Linked DNA regions of Homo sapiens: regions 2 and 3 are each linked to region 1. A link is a loop called in an ENCODE intact Hi-C map of the cell type or tissue named here. Cell type or tissue: heart left ventricle. All regions are shown on one strand. Links, peaks and the distances in the headings refer to the core of each region. The heading gives the core; the rest is flanking DNA. Region 1 overlaps TRAK1 (trafficking kinesin protein 1). Region 2 has its middle 33 kb from the start of LYZL4. Region 3 holds the start of LOC107986077 (a long non-coding RNA gene).

Region 1 (2,500 bases), core at 1-2,500:
CTCTTGCTATGGTTCACTATTTGCCCAATATGGGCAAAATATTTCACAACTCTGTGACTTCAGGCTGGGCCACATGATTCGCTGTGGCCGGCATAACTCCATGTCCAGTGGGAGGCTCTAAGCATGCCTGTGTGGCGTGGTTGGGTCTGTCCTCTTGAGCTCTTGTCCTCTGCCCAGAGGAGAACATGTCCTTAGGTAGGTCCCAACTTTGTGGCCCAAATCCCCAAATAAGAGACAAACAAAGCCAATCCTCAGATGACCCATGTCTGTGAGCAAGAAATAAATGTTGTAGGAACCACTAGGATTTGGAGGCTGTTAGCACTCCTACAGCAACACTTGACTAACACACAGCTAATTTAAAGTCCTGTAAAGTTGGCCAGGCGTGGTGGCTCACGCCTGTAATCCCAGCACTTTGGGAGGCTGAGGCGGGTGGATCACCTGAGGTCAGGAGTTCGAGACAGCCTGGCCAATATGGTGAAACCCTGTCTCTACTAAATATACAAAAAAATTAGCCAGGTGTGGTGGCAGGTGCCTGTAATCCCAGCTACTGGGGAGGCTGAGGCAGGAGAATCACTTGAACCCAGTAGACAGAGGTTGCAGTGAACCGAGACTGTGCCATTGCACTCCAGCCTGGGCAACAAGAACAAAACTCTGTCTCAAAATAAATAAATAAAGTCTTGTAAAGTACAATCACTGACAGCTCGAATAAAGTTCACTACATGGGAATGAAATTACACCCCCATCAGAATCTCCTTACATGAGTCTACACAAGAAAAACATGGCCACACTTGGCTATAATGACACCGTCCCTTACAAAAACTACTTCTGGAATTAGTTCCAGTAAACAGAGTGGATGGGAAGAGAATAAAGGTAGATGGAACAAGGCAGGAGAAAAGATGAGATGGGAGAAGATTTCTTTTCTTCTACACAACTAAGTTACCTGCCTCACCTGTCACCATTTTTTTATTTAAGAAAGACAAGGTCTCTTGCTCTGTCATCCAGGCTGGAGTGCAGTGGCACAATCATGGCGCACTGTGGCCTCTACACCCTGGGCTCAAGTGATCCTCCCACCTCAGCCTCCCAAGTAGCTGGGACTACAGGGCATGCACCACCACACTGGCTAAGCTTTGTATTTTTTGTAGAGATGGGAGTCTCACTATGTTGCCTTCATAGTGGCTGGCTTCAAATTCCTTGGCTGAAGCGATTCTCCTGCCTCGGCCTCCCAAAGTGCTGGAATTACAGGTGTGAGCCACTGGTCCTAACCCTGGCAGTCTCTGCCTACGATTAACTCCCCTTTCCTTCAATCCATTCCAAAAGTTGCAAAAACCTGTCTCCTGTTGCTAGTGCATCTCTGGCCCACTAGATGGTGCTGCATCCTCACCTGGACAGGCCCATTCTTTACCACACATCCCAGGCAGCCTGAATTCAAATTAAAGGCAAAGGAAGAGACACTGGGCACAGAAAACTTCCAGGCCCTGTCACAAAGTCAGCTTTGCCCCTTCTCATTTCTACTCACATAAATAGGGAGAAACAACAGTTAAAATAGCACTGGGCAATGAGTTCAAACCTGAAGGTATGACAACCTGAATGGTCTACGGTCAGGATTTTTCAAAGCTGAACAAAAGAGCATAATTATATTTATGAGATAAGCTGAAACCGAACATGTTGGTTTGGGAAAGTGAACAGAATTCCTACTAAGAGAAGAACGTCAGAGCCCCTCAGCATGACTCTCCCTCTCTGCGTGGCTGGGGTTTGAAGGAGGGGCCCCTGCCCACAGGCTTAGCTCACCATCGTCTTTCCAACCATTTCCATCTCTCCCACTAAGAAGGTTCAGTTCGTACCACGCAAACGTTCCATCATCTAGGTCAAAATCAAACTAGGGTTTAAACCTCCTGGAAGGTCAAGATTAGGGTCTTGCTCTGAGCTGCCGCACTCAGGTCTGGAGTTGGTGCCAGCATCCTCTGGCTCCTTGGGCCACCTCCCCCTCTCATTTCCTCCCATTTGCCTTTAAAAATCCTTGCTCGCTTGAGACTCAGGCCATCCAGCTGGGTTACCCCCGCCTATGCCCACTCGTCCACCCATCAGCAACTCCGCCCCGGTAGAGGTTGGCGGCCGTCCTCTCCACCGAGTGCAGCCACTCATCCAGGCTGCCACTGCCACCCCTACACCTGACACCACCTGACTCCCCAGCTCTCAAGTCTGGGACCTCCACGGCCCTCCTATCACATGCCACTTCTGCCAGCCACACCCGGGCCACCTCTGAAATCTGGAATTTAGATACCCCCTCCCTGACTGCAACCCCCTTCCCCCACAGCTCTCCCTCAGTTATCCCCGCTATTCCATGGAGACCCCCAGCCCCTCAATTCCTCTGCATGGCCTCTACCGCCCACTTCCTGTCCAGCTGGAATCCCCCAGCCCTTTGGCTCCAGCAACGCTGGTGCCTAAGGCTCGGCCTCCCTCACTCTCGTGGGACTTTCACGGCACCCATACAGCAAAACCC
Region 2 (8,589 bases), core at 2,370-4,869, 340 kb before region 1:
TCTGATCAGCCCACTTGATTTTGAAGCTCACACTGAACCTGTCATCTATGTATGGTCTGGAGGCCAGGTCCACATGTCCACTCATGTGAATGGTAGTGGTAGTAGTAGACATCTTGCCAAGTTGTACAAGGCCCAGAGGCACCATTCCTGTTGTAGTCTAAGGGGTTGTGACCCAGGGATGCCACTCACATAGGATGCCATTCACATGGGATACAATGTGTAAGGTTCTTTGGAGTAGGTACTATAGGGGCCTTAGTAGTGGGGGTGAAGGGCATTTCCCAGAAAATGAGTTTGTAAAAAGTAGTCCAGGTCACAACTATCCACCCAAAGTGCTGAACTGTCCTAGAGTGTGAGGTGGGGCTGGGAGGAATGAGGCTGGACACATCAGCAAGACCCAAAGCACAGAGGGCTTTGTCTGTCTCATTAAGAGTTTTTATCCATTCTTCCACCCAAGTGGGGAAGTTCGTGGAGAAAGGCAAAATTATAAAAGGGGCTTTCGCCTCAGGGCCCCCATCCAAAGCTGACCTTCTGGGTGAGGCCCTGTACTTTGAGCCCTGCTGAACTGTGTCATCCTCATCAAAACTCACCTGTCCCATGTTCCAATTCCTTGACCTTTCTCTTGCACAAGAGCTGGGTAATCTGGTAAATAGCTAACACGTTGATGTTGTAAACCAAAATTAAAATTCTAAGCCCCACAATGGACTGAATGGACCCCTTCTTGGCCAAGGGGATCTCAAAGAAACCTGAAACCCTGATTCAGGTCTTGATGGGAATGTAGGGTTGAACATGCCTCATTATAACCTCCTCCCTTTGGAATTTAGGCACAACTGACCAGAATTAACATTAAAACAGAGATCTTAATAATGGCAAAACAGACTCTTTGTAGCAGTAAGATACAGCATTCCAATGTGACTCTAGTATAGTAACACATGACAGAGAGTAGGCAAAGTATTTTACCCCAAAATATATTTCTTTGATATGTTTTAAAATGGCCCTGCTGAACAGTCTCTTGTGGGGGAAATTTGCATTCTGTAGAGAATCTCTTTCCCTTACCAGGTCTTTTCCAGAGTCTGACACCTTTTAAGGTCTGATAAGAGACATTTGCTATCTATTCTCTCTGAAGCCTGCTACCTGGTAGCATCATCTACATGATAAGAACCTTGGTTTTCACAACCTCCCTTATCTAACCTCAAGAAATCTTCAAATCCACCTATGACCTGGAAGCCCCCTGCTTCAAGATGTCTGGCTTTCTGGGCTGAACCAATGTATACTTTCCATGTTCTGATTTATGCCTTGCCTGTAACTTCTGTCTCCCTAAAATGTAATAAAACCGAAGTGTAACCCAACCACCTTGGGCACAGGTTCTCAGGACCTCCTGAGGTTGTGTCACGGGCCATGGTCCTTAACCTTGGCAAAGTAAACCTCTAAATTGATTGAGACCTGTCTCAGATACTATATGAGTCCATTTTCACACTGCTATTAAAAACTGCCTGAGACGGGGTAATTTATAAATGAAAGAGGTTTAATTGACTCACAGTTCCACATGGCTGGGGAGGCCTCAGGAAACTTGCAATCATGGCAGAAGGCAAAGGAGAAGCAGGCACCTTCTTCACAAGATGGCAGGAGAGAGGGAGAAGGGGGAGGCAGCACACTTTTAAACAATCAGATCTTGTGAGAACTCACTCACTATCACAAGAACAGCATGGAGAAAATCTGTCCCCGTGATCCAATCACCTGGTCCCTCCCCTGACACATGAGGCTTACAATTTGAGATGAGATTTGGGTGGGAATACAGAGCCAAACCATATCATTCTGCCCATGGTCCCTCCCCAGTCTTACCTCCCTCTCACATTTCAAAACCAATCATACCTTCCCAATAGTCACCCAAAGTCTTAACTCATTCCAGCACTAACTCAAACATTCAAGTCCGAAGTCTCATCTGAGACAAAGCAAGTCCCTTCTGCTTATGAGCCTATAAAATAAAAACAAAGTTAGTTACTTCCAAGATACAATGGAGGTACAGGCATTGGGTAAATGTTCCTGTTCCAAATGGAATAAATTGGCCAAAACTTAGGGGCCACAGACCCCATGCAAGTCTAAAACCTGGTAGGGCACTCATTAAATCTCTGTGTGTGTATGTGTGTGTGTGTGTGTGTGTGTGTGTGTGTGTGAGAGAGAGAGAGAGAGAGAGAGAGAGAGAGACAGTCTCACACTGTCACCCAAGCTGGAATGCAGTAACATGATCTCGGCTCATTGCAACCTCTGCCTCCCAGATTCTCATGCCTCAGCCACCCACTCGAGTAGTTGGGATTACAGGTGGGCACCACCACACCGGCTAATTTTTGTATTTTTAGTAGAAACGGTGTCTCCATGTTGGCCAGGCTGGTTTTGAACTCCTGGCCTTAAGTGATCTGCCCACCTCAGCCTCCCAAAGTGCTGGGATTACAGACGTGAGCCACTGCACTGGCCTCATTAAATCTTAACACTCCAAAATAATCTCCTTTGACTCCATGTTCCACATCCAGGACACGCTGAGGCAAGGGGTGGGTTCCCAAGGTTTTGGACAGCTTTGCCTCTGTGGCTCTGCAGGATACAGCCCCTGTGGCTGCTTTTGCGGGCTGGTTTTGAGTGCCTGTGGCTTTTCCAAGGGCATGGTCCAAGCTGTTGGTGGATCTACCATTCTGGGGTCTGGAGGACGGTGGCCCTCTTCTCACAGTTCCACTGGGCAGTGCCCCAGTGAGGGCTTTGTGTGGGGGCTCCAACCCTACTTCCGGTACCAATTTTCTGTATTAGTTTGTTTTCATGCTGCTATAAAGGACTACTGGAGACTGGGTAATTCATAAATAAATGAGGTTTAATTGACTTACAGTTCCTCATGGCTGAGGAGGCCTCAAGATACTTACAATCATGGTAGAAGAAGGAGAAGCAAGCACCTTCTTCACAAGGTGGCAGGAGAGAGAGAGAGAAGGGGGAAGTACCACAGTTTTAAACCATTAGATCTCATGAGAACTCACTATCACGAGAACAGCACAGGGAAAATCTGTTCCCATGATCCAATCGCTTCCCACTAGGTCCCTCCCTTGACATATGGGGATTACGGTTAGAGATGAGATTTGGGTGAGGATACAGAGCCAAACTATATCAGATATTTTTTGATTTACAATGTGTTAGCAACACATACAAACCTTGGCCAACATTGATCTCAAAGTGCCTTTATTTGAAGGAGAGATTGATCCCGCGATCAGATTCAGATTAGAATCCAAGCCCTCTGGGTACAAGGTTTCCAGAGAGCCTTTGGGACCCTGTCGCATTCCACTGATCAGGCTGCCCTGTGGCAGTCCTCTGTTCTGAGCACACCCTTTCCATCTCTGTCCCATTGGCTTCAGTGAGAGCCCCAGCCATGGGCCATGTGGCAGCATCACCAGTAGGTGGCAGTGGCGCCACGTTCCTAAGGCTTTAGGCAATCCGTGTAATAAAAGGAGAGGAGCATGAGGAATGGAGCCCAAGCTTTGGAGCTACCCAGTAAAATGGGAATTACTGCTTTGTCACTTAGTGGTTGTAGGCCTTGGGTAAAGGGCTGGATTTGTGCCTGAGATTCTTCCTCTATACTGATAAATTTGTGTAGTTGTCAGAACTAATTGTGTCATTGTAGCAGCTTTCAAGCTAAGCTTCAATCTTCCAGAATCATAATTTACTGAGGCTTGTTATGTTTAGGTTTAGGCTTGCTGTAAGATCTTTACATCTATTAATTCATTTATTCCTCAGAAAAGCCTGCAAAACATACCCTGTTATCCTCATTTTCTAGGTGGGGAAACTGAGGCACATAGAGGCTCAGCAACTTGTCCAACATCATGCAGATAATGTAAGGCAGAGCTGGGATTTGAACCCAGTAAGTCGGCTTCAGAGCTCTCTTGTATAACTGCTTGGCTATACCACATCTAACACCAGGGGGTGTTTTGGTCGGCTCCCATGTTGCTGTCACTAGCTACAGCCCATGGCAGAGTACGTGTTTTCTGATGAAGAAGGAAGACAGCAAAATCAGAAAAAATACAAAGAGAGATGCTTCTTCATCACACCACCCCAAAGCCTTGTCAACTTTCCAGACTTCGTGACCCATGGACCTAAGATTCTGCTGAAAGAGTCTTCCACAAGACGTTAATATTTTCTGCAGCTGGGAGAAACAGCTCCCACCACTCTTGCAAATTACTTCCACTCCAAATGAGAAGCAGTCCTGCAGCCTGGCTGCTTAGAATATGTGGGGATTTGCGAGGGAGGCATTGCTGGCACTCTTCTGGGGCCATTACTTCCCTTTGGTGCCCATCCTGAGTGTCCAAAATGCATCGCCTAATCCCCCTTCACACATCTTGATGTGTTCCTGCATTCCTGGCAGACTACTGCTGATGCCAATGATGGCAGGAGACTCCTGAGCACTCGCTGTGGTGGGCTCACCATCTCCATGGTACTGGCAATGTCTTTGCCTTGCACTGCCCTCACATCACAAGGCTGCTGCAGCGGGCTCCTGCTCTGGAATCCCTCAGCCCATGCATTGCTGTGGTTGCCCTGCAGGAGACGCTGCCACAGCCTCCCAGGCTGGAGCTCCATGTGCTGACCTAGCCAGGACCAGGCCCTCAAGGCCCAGGTAAGGATATGGTGCCAGCCCTTGGGACTCCTCTGAGAACTCACCATGTGGAGCAACTGGAACACTCATAGACCGCCTGGAGGAGTGTGAAATGCTACAACCACTTCAGAAAATTACTTGACAGTTACGTAAAAAGTTAAGTGTTTACTTGCCTTATAACTTAGGTCGATCTGTCCTATAATTATCCTCCTAGGCATTTAATCAACAGCAGTGAAAAGCAATATCCGCATCCAGTATTGTGCAAAAATATTCGTGAGATTTTATTCATAATAGTTCAAGACTGGAAACACACTAGGTGTCCCTCAACAGATGAATGGACAAATTATGGTGTATTCCTGTAATGGAATACACCTCACAGCAATAAGAAGAAATGAATGACTGATGCACCCCACAGGAATGAATCTCACAGACATAATGCTGAATGAGAGAACCCAGACACAAAAGAGGTTATGCTCTATGATCCCATTTATATGAAGCTCTAGAAAATGCAAACTAACCTATCGTGATAGAAATCAGAACAGTGATTTGCTTCAAAATGGGAGGTAGAGGAATTGGGGGCAGATTCCTGGGAACTTCTCTGTATCTCAGCCTCCAGCCTCCTCAGCCCTTTGCAGATACCTTAAGATGCCGCACACCCTACTTTGTTGGCTCCATCCATGGTGAGCTGGGGGAGAGATTTGGGCAGCGGTAAAATCTACTACAGACCTATAATTCCAGGGACTTTAAAATTCCAGAGGCTGTGTAACAGGGAATGTTATCAATTCTCAACAGTCATTTTCTTCTTTTATTCCTGATTGTAGCTGGGCACACTGCCAATCAGCCAAGTGATTACTTACTCCAGCTTCTCTTGCAGCAAGATGAGACTGTGTCACTAAGAGATGGCATATGTGACTTTCCAGAAGAGGGAAAGAACTGCTCTTTTTCCTCCTTCCTCCCTCTTGCTGCTTGGAACACATATATAATGGCTGAGGCTCCAGCAGCCCTCTTGGACCACAAGTTTGAAAGTCACCTGCAGTGAACGCAGAGGGAATTCCAGAAGGAGCTTTATGGAACTGTTACAACAGTCCTGACCTGCCTGCCTCTGGAATTTTGTTGTTGTTGTTTAACAAAATAAAATAAAATTCTGTGTTTTGGCCACTGTGAATTGGGGTTTTTGGTTACTTGCGGTCACACTCAACCCCAAGTGATACAGATTGCAGAGTACGGAAGTTTAAGGGTACAGATTCAGGAACCAAACTGCTGGGCTCACACTCCAGTTTTGCCACCTGCCAACTAGGTGAGTCTGGGATACTCACATGACTTCTTTGCTTCTGTTCCCTCATGAGGAAAATGGAGATAAAAATGCCTACCTCATAGGACTGTTGCAAGGATTAGAAGAGCTGACAGAAGAGAATATAATGCACTTAGAAAATAGTAAGCATCAAGTTCTGTGAACAGTTCCTGGGATAGCAAGTGCTCAGTAAGTATGGACTTTTATTGTTTTTGTGTGGAGGCACATGGTGTGTGTGCATGCATGTGCAATCTTGTCTGCATGACCCTATCAATCCCTACTGGTGTTGTCTGATGAAACTGTCACCCCTCTGACGCCCATGGAATGCTCCCTGCAGGTGGCAACTGCGTCCTCCTCATTTCGACTTCTAAGCCCTCACCCAGAAGTGGAGTCTCATGCTTCCTCGGAGGCAGAGCTTTTCCTTCTCCTGTTGCAGGCTCCGCCAGGCACCCCATGGTTTCTCTCCCCAGCATCGCTTCTTTGTCTTTGTCTTCCTCACCTGCTGGGGTGAGGAGGCTCTTTAGGTTTCCCCTAGAAAGGAGGTGCAAATCGGGATGCCAGATTTAGCAAATAAAAATACATATCACCCGGTTAAATTTGAATTTCAGGTAAACGATAAGTAGTTTTTTATTGTAAGTATGTCCCAAATATTGCTTTTTTTTTTTTTTTTTTGAGACGGAGTTTTGCTCTGTCACCCAGGCTGGAGTGCAGTGGCAAAATCTTGGCAAACTGAAACCTCCACCTCCCAGGTTCAAGCGATCCTCCTGCCTCAGCTTCCCAAGTAGCTGGGATTACAAGCATGCACCACAATGCCCAGCTAATTTTTGTATTTTCAGTAGAGGGGGCGTTTCACCATGTTGGCCAGGCTGGTCTCAAGCTCCTGACCTCAAGTGATCCATCTGCCTCAGCCTCCCAAACTGCTGGGAATACATGCGTGAGCCACCCTGCCCAGCCCCAAACATTGCATTTTATCTGGCAGCTCTAGGCATGGTCCCTAGGATCCCCCACCCCACTCTGCACCCATCTGAGGTCTCTGCTGTATTCTTCATCCCCTATTGGTGACAGGTGGGTGGGTTGGGGAGCAGGGCCATTTTCAGGGAAGCTCCTATTTTCTTTCTCTCTTGCTGCCCCTTATCATTCTCTCCCCACCTCTGCCCTGAGAAACTTCCTCTCTTCTGAAGCAGGCAAAACTAGCCCTGATCTATATCTCAGGCCTTGGAAGTTTCTAGGTTACCTGTAAATTTCCTTTGGGTTCTTACAACTCAAAGTTGACTTTCCAAATTCAAAAGCCAAGCCAAGATTTTGACTCCCTTCTTCTCCCATCCCTGCTGTATCAACCCTTCCCTGCTGGAAGTCTTTGCTGTTGGGGCTGAGGAAGAACTGGGATGCATGAGGAAATGCAGCAAACATTTCCAAGTATCTTCCAGCAACACACAGAGGGACTTGTTGAAATCTCCCCACAGTTCCATTCTTATTCCTGTCCCAACTCTTTGTTTCCATGGCCACTAGGGTGTTTTCTGTCACCATTATCAGTCTGTTAAAGGACAAGTGCACCTGGTTTATTCACATCTTTCTCCCCTATTATCTGTCAGAAAATACAACAATCAGCTCTTTATGTTGCTTCCCAGAGGGCACTGCCATTGTGTCTGCTCTGTCAGCCAATGCCAAATGCATCACAGCAGAGAATCCCAGCCCATCCATCTGCCGTGTGATCAGGACTGAGATGAGAAGGGAGAGGAGGCTTCAGGGACTGTTGGAAATTGAGAAGTGCTTTCTTCCAGCCAAGCACAACTTCTGGCAGATGTTGCTGCAATGTCCCTGCATCTCTTCCTAATGGAGCATCTGCCCAGTAAGCTTAGAACATGTCTCTGCAGACGTGTTCAGGAGACTGAGGAGACCTGGGCATGACGTTACCTACACGGCACAGTGAACCAGCGAGACAGAGGGACACGGGCAGCTAATTCTGGCGAGTGTTCCTCCTCAGCCATCAGGCTAAAAATGTACCCATTTGTGTAAGACATAGGCCTTAGTCACTGAAGAAAGTGAATGTGTGATGAAGAGAAGCGTCCTACACTTGGCAAACTTGCTGAGAATTCACACTTTCTGAATCAAAGTCACTGACATTTTTGGAAGATCCAAATTTAATCAAGGCATTTTCAAAAGATTCAAACTGAATCAGAAAGACATGAGGCCCCATTAGTGACACGAATCTCGATGACTAGTTGGAATTGCATTTGCTAGGAAGCATAATTTTCACTGAAGGTGACAGAAAATTCAATTTCGTAGGATTTGGGAGGGGGGCCTGTTTGAAGTTACATCATTAGGATCAATTAGAAAAGAACAGTTACGCCTGAGATACCGTGTATGTTCCAATGTGGAGCATGCAATTTCTTGGGAATAGGGTGGGCAGAGGTTTTGAAAGGCATTGTTTAAGCCTTGAGGATTGTAGATTCAAACAAAACCTTATTTAAAAGCCAAATATGCACAATACGAAAGTGAGCTGCTTTGAGGAGCAGGCCTGGAGGTGGCTCTCTGTCCCCATCTGGTATTTGCCATATCTGCCTGTTTGTTAATTATTCCTCCCCCTGCTAGAGTGTCAGTTTCATACCAGCAAGACTTTGACTTGTTCACTGATGTATCCCCAGCACTTTGAGCAGTGTCAGACACAGGGTGGGCCTTG
Region 3 (8,589 bases), core at 3,147-5,646, 86 kb after region 1:
TGTTATCTAGTAACTAATTCTAGTCATTAAGGAGGAATGCAATAAGTGCTCTGAATAGTATGCTAAAGAGATACTTTTCGAAAATGTCAAGCCACTTAGTCCACATGTTCACAGTTATTTTCTCCTACTTCTTAAAAGAAAAAAAAGATTTTTAAAGTCACCTGAGTACCCACAGCATGGTCTTATTTAACATTCAAATGTGGATAATTTATACTGTGATGGAGCATCCTTGTCGGATGTTAGTACAAAATCCACTTCCTCTGGATAGACTATCCTCTCCTGTTGAATGTCCTGGAACTAGAGGAGACCCTAGAAATAATCCAGCTCCACGATTCCCAAACTGGGGTACATGTGCTTATGCTGGGGATTCCCCAGAACCTCAGGGAAAACAAGGTACATTTTCCTTAAGAGCACTTTTTGACTCAGACAGCAATATTTTTTTTTTTTTTTAGATGGGGTCTCGCTCTGTCACCTAGGCTAGAGTACAATGGTGCAATAATGGCTCACTGCAGCCTCAATCTCTTGGGCTCAAGAGATTCTCCCACCTCAGCCTCCCTAGTAGCTGGAACTACAGGTGCACATCACCACACCTGACTAATTTTTCTTTTGTCTTTTTTTTTTTTTTTTTTGTAACAATGAGGTCTCACTATGTTGCCCAGGCTGGTCTCGAACTCCTGGGCTCAAGTGATCCTCCCACCTCAGCATTCTAGGAAGGGCTATTCCCAGCTTCACCTGTTACATAGCAAGAACCTGTCTCTATTTAAGAAAAAAAAAGTGTTTAAGGAAGTCCAAACAGGCTGCCTACAGGCACACTGCCTATGAGTTAGCCCTGCTCTGCAAGGAACAGCACTGTAAAATAAAAATAATAAATTTTGAAAACAAAAAAATTAAGTCCAAACAAGGATTTCAAGAGCTCCCCTCCCACCCCATTCCACCCTGTTTCACCTCAGGTGCACTATTAACAATAATAATTAAATAAATTTCTCACTATAATGAATCATACTACACAGCCTTTCATAAAATGCCTATCATAGCCTTTAAGCAGCTCAACATCATTGGTATTCTGTGTAACTCAGGAGACATCCAGTTTTACACATATGCAATTATTTACTGTCTCTTCACTAAAATTTGCACTTTTCAACACTGCAAGTGGCCTCCACTTAGATACATCTAAGAAGACAAGTCAGAATAGGGAACATTTGTTTGAAAAGAAGGGGGGAAAAGGAGGTGAGAAGCCAGAAGACCCATTCATTCAACAGTGTATCTCTGTCTAACAACAGTGTATCTCTGTCCAAGAATAAAATAAAACCTAAGAACCCACATAAGCCCTTGGGTTCTATCTCCATCTTTTAAAAAGAACATCCTCTTGTCTTTCCCTACAAAAATCACAGTGCATGCCAAATATAGATGAGTTAAATAAATCTGAGTCCATTTTCTTTTGTTTTGTTTTGTTTTTGAGACAGAGTCTCACTCTGTCGCCCAGGCAGGAGTGCAATGGCACAATCTTGGCTCACTGCAACCTCCACCTCCTGGGTTCAAGCAATTCTCCTACCTCAGCCTCCCACGTCGCTGGGATTACACACGCATGCTGCCACGCCCGGCTACTTTTTTTGTGTTTTAGTAGAGACGGGGTTTCACCATGTTGCCCAGGCTGGTCTCGAACTCCTGAGCTCAGGCAATCCACCTGCCTTGGCCTCCCAAAGTGCTAGGATTACAGGTGTGAGCCACCGCAGCCAGTGGTCAGAGTCCATTTTCAAAACCAAGGGTCACAGAATCATATATGTGAAGAGGCTGGTCATGGTACTTTAAAGTTTATCAAACTTCCCGACCATACAGTATTAAGCTCTGGCATGCACAAAAGGCTTTACTGAATATCTGCAACTCTCAGTGAGTTTAAATGACTGTTCGCCCTCCAATGCCTTTCTTACTTGAGCCCCAAAGGGTAAAAAAAGAACTGTCCCTTGCAGAAAAACTGGCCACCTATCTGCTTACTCTCCTTGGCTCTCTTATGAGCTATATGGTGCTACAGAACAATCGCATCTATAAAAACTCCGACAGCTGACGGAGAGGAGAATGCCCAAGGTCTGTTCTCTACCTTGGGAGCACGAAGTCAAGATGGAGAGCCCAGATGGTTAATTCAAGAATCACCAAACAATTACAGAGGCCTACTATATACAAGGTCAGAGGCAGGGACTCAGAATGCAACGACAGGGACTGGGAGTGGTGGCTTGCGCCTATAATCCCAGCACTTTGGGAGGTCATGGCCAGCAGATCACTCGAGGTCAAGAGTTTGAGACCAGCCTGGCCAAAGTGGTGAAACCCCGTCTCTACTAAAAATACAAAAATTAGCTGGGCGTGGTGGCAGGTGCCTGCAATCCCAGCTACTCGGGAGGCTGAGGCCAAAGAATCACTTGAACCTGTGAGGTGGAGGCCGCAGTGAGCCAAGATCGCACCACTGCACTCTAGCCTCGATGACAGAGCGACACTCTGACTCAAAAAGAAAAAAAAAAACAAAAAACCAGAATGCAATGACAGGAACAAAGTCCACTTAAGATGGCAAACCTTAAGGTGTTGTTAGTTTGGAAAGTGAAAGTTTAAGAACTCCATTCAATGTGAATAGTGCTCTATTATTTTTGAAAGCCCTTTTATTTTTATGTTTTTTGTTTTTGTTTTTGTTTTTGAGATGGGGTCTTGCTCTGTCGCCCTGGCTGAAGTGCAGTGGCGGGATCTTGGCTCAATGAAACCTCTGCCTCCCGGATTCAAGCTATTCTCCTGACTCACCCTCCTTAGTAGCTGGGATTACAGGTGCCCATCATCATGCCCAGCTAATTTTTGTATTTTTAGTAGAGACGGGGTTTCACCATGTTGGCCAGGCTGGTCTCGAACTCCTGACCTTAAGTGATCCACCTGCCTCAGCCTCCCAAAATGCTGGGAATACACGCACAAGTCACCATGCCCGGCCCAAAGCTCTTTTATATTACCTGATTTGACCCTCATAATAAACCTATAAAACAATAATTACTATTATATGCTTTATTATCCCTGTTGGGGCTCAAAAAGCTTACCAAATTACAAACCCAATCATGTTGGAAGGAGACCTGAAAACGCTCCCATGTCATTCAGTCAAACTTTTACAGACACCTCCATTTAAAACATTGTCTCCCAGAGAGGGGAGAGCAGGACAGAGAGGTTAAGTAAGGTCACACAGCCAATAGAGAGGAGTTGGAATTTCAGTCCAGGTTTCCCACTCCAAGACCACAGAGAAGGAGAAGCAACACAGCCAGAGTGGAGACACCCTCAAGCGAGCGCTGGGGATGGGAAACTGGTCCCTGGGGCATCAAACAGGAAACGGCTGGTGCTGGGGCCAAGCTGAAACCCAACTGTTGCCAAACTCGCAGCCCTGAGACAAGGGCTTTAAACCGATTCAGCATCCCCCAGAGCCGGGCTCAGCTTTCCAGCTGGCTTAGGCTACACTGGGCTGGGAACCTCTGTGACAAAGCTGAGGTCCAAGATCAAAGAGCAACCGAGTATGACCATTCCAAACCGAGAGACAGAGGGGAAGGCGCCATCTGTCACTCCAGGTCCAACTCTCCAAACCTACCAGTCAAGCTCCCAGCCTGTTGTCCCTTCACTCAATCTGGGGAGACCCTCCCCAGTGCAGACTGGCTCCAGGGCTAATCAGAGCTTAGTCTGAGCACCTTCCTCTTCGCTGCTCTTGTAGTTGGAAATTGGAAAGGACCCTGGAACTAGACCGTTTCCCTATGGTAACCTCCACTCTCCTTCCAGATAAACAAAAGACCCTCCAGAAAAGGTTACCAGTCCCGAATACACACTCACAGACAGTATTGACAACGTTTACACTTTTGAAGCAAATAAAGTTCCAGTGAAGCATATCAGAAAAAAAAAAAAATCAGCGGTCCAACGACGAATACTCTGAAGGCTCTCAAAGCGGACGCTAATTTCAGTGTCTGAACAAGTGCAGCCACGGGTTCTAAAACAGGCAAGCTTAAAGCGGAAGGGGCACCCAGCACCAGCCTCAAGAGCAGGCCGACTTTTAACATCTTTCCTGAAACACAACTTTACAAAAGAAGAAACGATACAGTTCATTACATTTGTTTTTACCTGCAAGAGCTTGACCTTGGAGACTAGAAAAGAACTTTAAAAATCAGGTCAAGAAAGTGACAAAGTAAACTTGTTAACTCTCAAGGATGCAAAGGAGGGCTCTAAAGGCTCTCTGCTCTCTGACACGCTCAGATGATGTCATTTTCATCAAGTTTTGCGGGTGAGTGGGAATCGGGGTGCTGCCCGCGCTCAGCTCCAGGCTCTTTGAAGGTCGCCTCACTGTCACCTCGGAGTGCCGGAGCGCGGAATCCAGGCCACGCGGCGTGGCCGACACGATGCCCTAGGGGCACTTTTCCGGGCTCCGAGGGCCTCCTGCAGGTGCGGCCGGTGCATTAGGAGGGCTGTCCCCGCAGGGTCCCGGCGCCCGGCCTCTCACGCCGCCACTATCTCACGCGGACACTCCCAGAACACCCGTGTCCTTCCCCAGCCCCTGGGCCCGAGGCGCAGGCGGCGCGGGTGAGCGGACCCCTGGCTTACCCGCAAGAGGTGCACGGAGCGCAACCCGGCAGCAGGCGCGGTGCCGGGGGGCCTCGGTGGGGGCTTCCTCCGCGTCGTTCTCGGCCCGGCCCCGGCCGCCCGGCGGCTTCGGTTCCCTCCGCTGCAGCCGGCCGGGCGGCACGGGGGCACTCGCGGGGGCTCCGCTCTGGCGCCGCCGCCTCCTGCTGCCCGCCTGCCGCTCTGGCGCTCCTGGGCTCGGAGTCCGGGGTTCCGAGACGCGGGGGTCGTCGGGGCGTTCGAGACTCTCGGGGACGCTAAGGCTGCGCTCCGGCTCTCCCGCGCGCGGCCCCACTCTGGGGGACGCCTCGCTTGAGGCGCGCGGGCGTCAAGGGCTCGGGGCGCGCGGGGGCGGCGGCCGGGTGGGCCCCGGGGCGGCGGGCGGGGGCGCTGCTGCGGACGCGGGCACTGTTGCGGGCGCCGCCGCGCGGCCTCTCGCCATGGCTCCCCCGCGAGCGGGCGGCTTGCACCTCCCCTCCGCGCTGCCGTCACCGCCCGACGCGCGCCGAGCCCTCCCCCTTCCCAGCCCCGCCCGCCGCCCCGCGCCGCCACCTGCGGGCCGCCCTCCAGGATGCCCGCCGGCCACGTCCTAGTCGCCTGGAGCCGCGCCCCGCCTTCCTCGCCCGCGGCTGCCCCTGCACTTTTACCCACGCCGTGGGGCACAGAGAAGTATCCGGTAAAGACCTGGATCCGGAAAAGCTGATCACATCCCTCCCCGAGCGCTTATTTACTTCTAGCACTTCTCGGGGTCCTTCCAGAGTCAGTCTAAGAGAAGGATGGGACCCCCGCGGCCCGGGGCGCTGATTGTCGTGAACACAGTGGAAGTCCAGGCGTTCTGTTCCTGCAGGGCGGGCTGTCTCCTAGCAAAGCCGCCCTTAGGCTTAAATGGAGGGAGGATGGAGCCGGGGACGGGGGGAAGGCTGGAGGGGATGGAACTGGCTGTTGGACTAAGATGCCACCAAAGGGTGACAGGCAGGGGGCTGGCGGACAGCAGAGAGGGGATCAGGAACCGATCCAGGAAGTAAGAGCTCACAGGCCACTCTATTATGCAAATCACTTGTGGACGGTTTAACAGGGAACAACCCACATGATCTCATTTCCAGTTGAGGCTACTGAGTCTACTTCTTTTCAACCCAGGGGTCATAGAGGACATTGGGAGGACTTGAAGAAGACTCAGACCAGAACCAAAGGTGTAAGGAAACTAAACCCTGCAAAACCTGATTTCTCATACTGGCATAGACTTGACTTGAAGAGATCATCAAGTGTATAGTGAAGATTGGCTCAGGCAAGAATCATCCATGAATGCTTACTCTAGGGGGCTGTTACTGGCTGGCAGATATTTGTCTGGGTTGATGTGTCTCCCCATAGATGGTTTAGACCTGTTAGTAGCAAAAGCGGAAATAGTAACTATACAAAGAGGCAGGCAGACAGCATCTTAACCAGGTGATCAAAATTTACATCACCAATGAGAGCAGATGGATATCATGTCCACATCAGCTATGCAGTATTCCTGGGGACAATGCATAACCTGAATCATGATAGTGAAACATCGGACAAACCCAAAATGAGGAACATCTATTAAAAAGAGGAAGGGTCTGTATTATTCAAAAATGTCAAGGTCATTAAAATCAAAAGAAAGCTTGGGAAATGTTCCAGATTAAAGGGTGCAAAAGAGTCAGGGCAGCTAAATGCCATGCCTGATCCTAGACTGCATCCTGTGCTAGAGGAGGGGAAATACATCACGGACATTCCAGCTGACAAAATCAGAATCCATGTAAGAGATTAAAGTATTGGATCAATGTTAAATGTACTGATGTTGATAACTTCCACTGTAATTATGTACAAGAATATCTAATTCTTGGGAAATACACACTAAAGTATCTTGAAAGGGTAAAGGTCATAATGTATGCAGCTTACCTTCAAATGATTCAGGGGAAAAAAAATCTTGATAGGAAAAAATGATAAAGCCAAGTGGGCAATAAAGGTAAGGTGCATATTATCAGTGAATCAGCATATAGAGTGTACTTGAACATTTCTGTAAGTTTGAACTTATTTCCAAATAAAAAGATTTGGAAAAATCCATCAAGTTGGGGAATGAAGTAAGGTGGAAAGAAAGCAGGTATGATATAAAAGGGCAACACAAGGGATCCTTGTGAATTTGGAACTGTTAAACATCTTGAGTATGGTAGTACAGGTGATAAAATTATCTAGAACTTAATATACACACAAATGAGTACAAGTAAAACTGGGAAAATCTGAATAAGATAGGTAAATTGTATCAATGTCAATATCCTAGTTATGATATCATATTAAGGTTTTGCAAATGTTGTCATTGGGGGAAACTAGGCCAAATATATATATGTGTGTGTGTGTGTGTATTTTTTTTTTCCCAAGACGGAGTTTTGCTCTTGTTGCCCAGCCTGGAGTGCAATGGCACAATCTCAGTTCACTGCAACCTCCACCTCCCAGGTTCAGGGAATTCTCCTGCCTCAGCCTCCTGAGTAGCTGGGATTACAGGCGTGCACCACCATGCCTGGCTAATTTTTGCATTTTTAGTAGGGATGGGGTTTCACCATGTTGGTCAGGCTGGTCTCGAGCTCCTGACCTCAGGTGATCCACCTGCCCCAGCCTCCCAAAGTGCTGGGATTACAGGCATGAGCCACCGCACCTGGCCCAAATATATTATTTCTTAGAAATGAATGTGAATCTACCATTATCTCAATGCAATTTTTAATTACAAAAAAAATCATTTTTAATTACAAAAAAACTGTATGTAAATGGGCATGCCCATCAGGGAGCATGCCAGAGCAGATATGCTGGAGCTCTCATAGTGGATCTAGAATAGACATGGTGCTGTTACCAACAGTGAAGGCTTTCAAGAAAAAAAAAAAATTAGACTATTTGAAGTATAACTGACCGATCAGATTCCTTCCAGTTCTGTAATTTAACAATCCTAGAGCTGGGGGTTCTTTGAGATCATCTAGTCCAACCTACTCATTTTCTGGAAACTGTGGGCAGAAAAGTAGTGTGTGTCCACAGGAGCATCAAATTAGCGGTAGACCCGTTAACTACTGCTTGTCTGCCAAATATGTTCTACTTTCTTTACACCTTTACCAGCTGTCTGTCACTCCCTATATCTATGAGATTCAGTTAAGGCTGGTAGAAAATTTTGAAGTCATTCATTCTTTGGAGTCCCTGATTTGTTCTGTAGTGCCAGATGACAGGCATGTGGATTCTGCCCCTGAGGAGTAGGGACCAGTTTTCCTCTCCTACTCTCAGCTTGGAGGAAGCAGATGGCAGGCGGGGCCCCAGTGACAGCCCCAGTTCTGGGCCTGACTGAGCTGATGAACTACTTGGAGCAGCTGCTGACCTGCTGCTGCTGGAAGCCAGTGGAACAGGAACCTGGGAGGGAAGCAGAATGGATACAAGAAAGGAAAACAGTAATTGCCCTGGTAAGTCCTCCCTTCATCCAGCATGAGGCAGAAGTAGCTGCAACAGAGGCAACTGGCTTCCCTTGAGCCACAGATAGCCACTGTATTCTTTCCTTTTGTTGAATCAAATCGAAATTAATCTATGTTTACTTGCATTTGCCAGGCCCTCGTTAGTAACTGTGGGAAAATACAAAATAGAATATCTGATCCCTACCCATTAGGAACCCAGAATGCATCCAGGGACCCAAGGTGGAAATGTTGAAAGTGACCCAACAAAAGCAATTAAAAGGCTAGCTATATTAGCTGGGGTTCCCCCCAAAAGCAACATTGGAGAAGGACTCATGGGCAGATACTTTCTTCTGGAAAATGATCCCGTAGGATATGGGTAGAAAAAGAAATTGGGACCAGAAAGAATGAAACAGGAAAGAAAGAAAGCCTATTGAAGGATATAAAATTTCTGTAAACAACTGGAGCTTAGTCCCACTGAGGCCCCCTGAGGAACTGCGCAGAATGTAAGACAGAGGAGGAAATATTTAGCCAC

The links. Hi-C counts contacts between places; a loop is a spot of excess contacts. Peaks named below come from ENCODE experiments on the same cell type or tissue, not always from the same donor. Only the 100,000 strongest peaks of a DNase experiment are listed, where the experiment ranks them.
Region 2: it touches region 1 in a loop (4-fold over the local background); 39 of 110 quality-filtered maps call a loop at or near these places.
Region 3: it touches region 1 in a loop (6-fold over the local background); 89 of 110 quality-filtered maps call a loop at or near these places.

Annotation. Positions count from the first base shown.
Region 1 is chr3:42,098,842-42,101,341 of GRCh38, reverse strand. All of the region lies in intron 1 of TRAK1 (trafficking kinesin protein 1), which reads right to left. Among named protein-coding and RNA genes, the nearest start is that of TRAK1, 8.7 kb to the right of the region's middle. RefSeq lists an enhancer at 2,404-2,500. In heart left ventricle, for the core only: a CTCF peak has its summit at 1,356 (motif pointing right); DNase peaks (open chromatin) are centred at 111 and 2,121; H3K4me3 peaks cover 439 bases; H3K27ac peaks cover 1,810 bases.
Region 2 is chr3:42,438,855-42,447,443 of GRCh38, reverse strand. No RefSeq gene overlaps it. Among named protein-coding and RNA genes, the nearest start is that of LYZL4, 33 kb to the right of the region's middle. In heart left ventricle, for the core only: CTCF peaks have their summits at 3,210 and 3,425 (motif pointing right); a DNase peak (open chromatin) is centred at 3,413.
Region 3 is chr3:42,010,128-42,018,716 of GRCh38, reverse strand. LOC107986077 (a long non-coding RNA gene) reads left to right here and starts at 5,148. Exons shown (of 2, transcript XR_001740668.2): 1 at 5,148-5,293; 2 at 5,755-6,699. It also overlaps a transcript of TRAK1 not described here. RefSeq lists enhancers at 3,381-3,882, 4,276-4,415, 5,396-5,465 and silencers at 4,606-4,675, 4,736-4,895, 4,936-5,005, 5,096-5,215. In heart left ventricle, for the core only: a CTCF peak has its summit at 4,457; DNase peaks (open chromatin) are centred at 3,376, 4,476, 5,126 and 5,496; H3K4me3 peaks cover 2,500 bases; H3K27ac peaks cover 2,500 bases.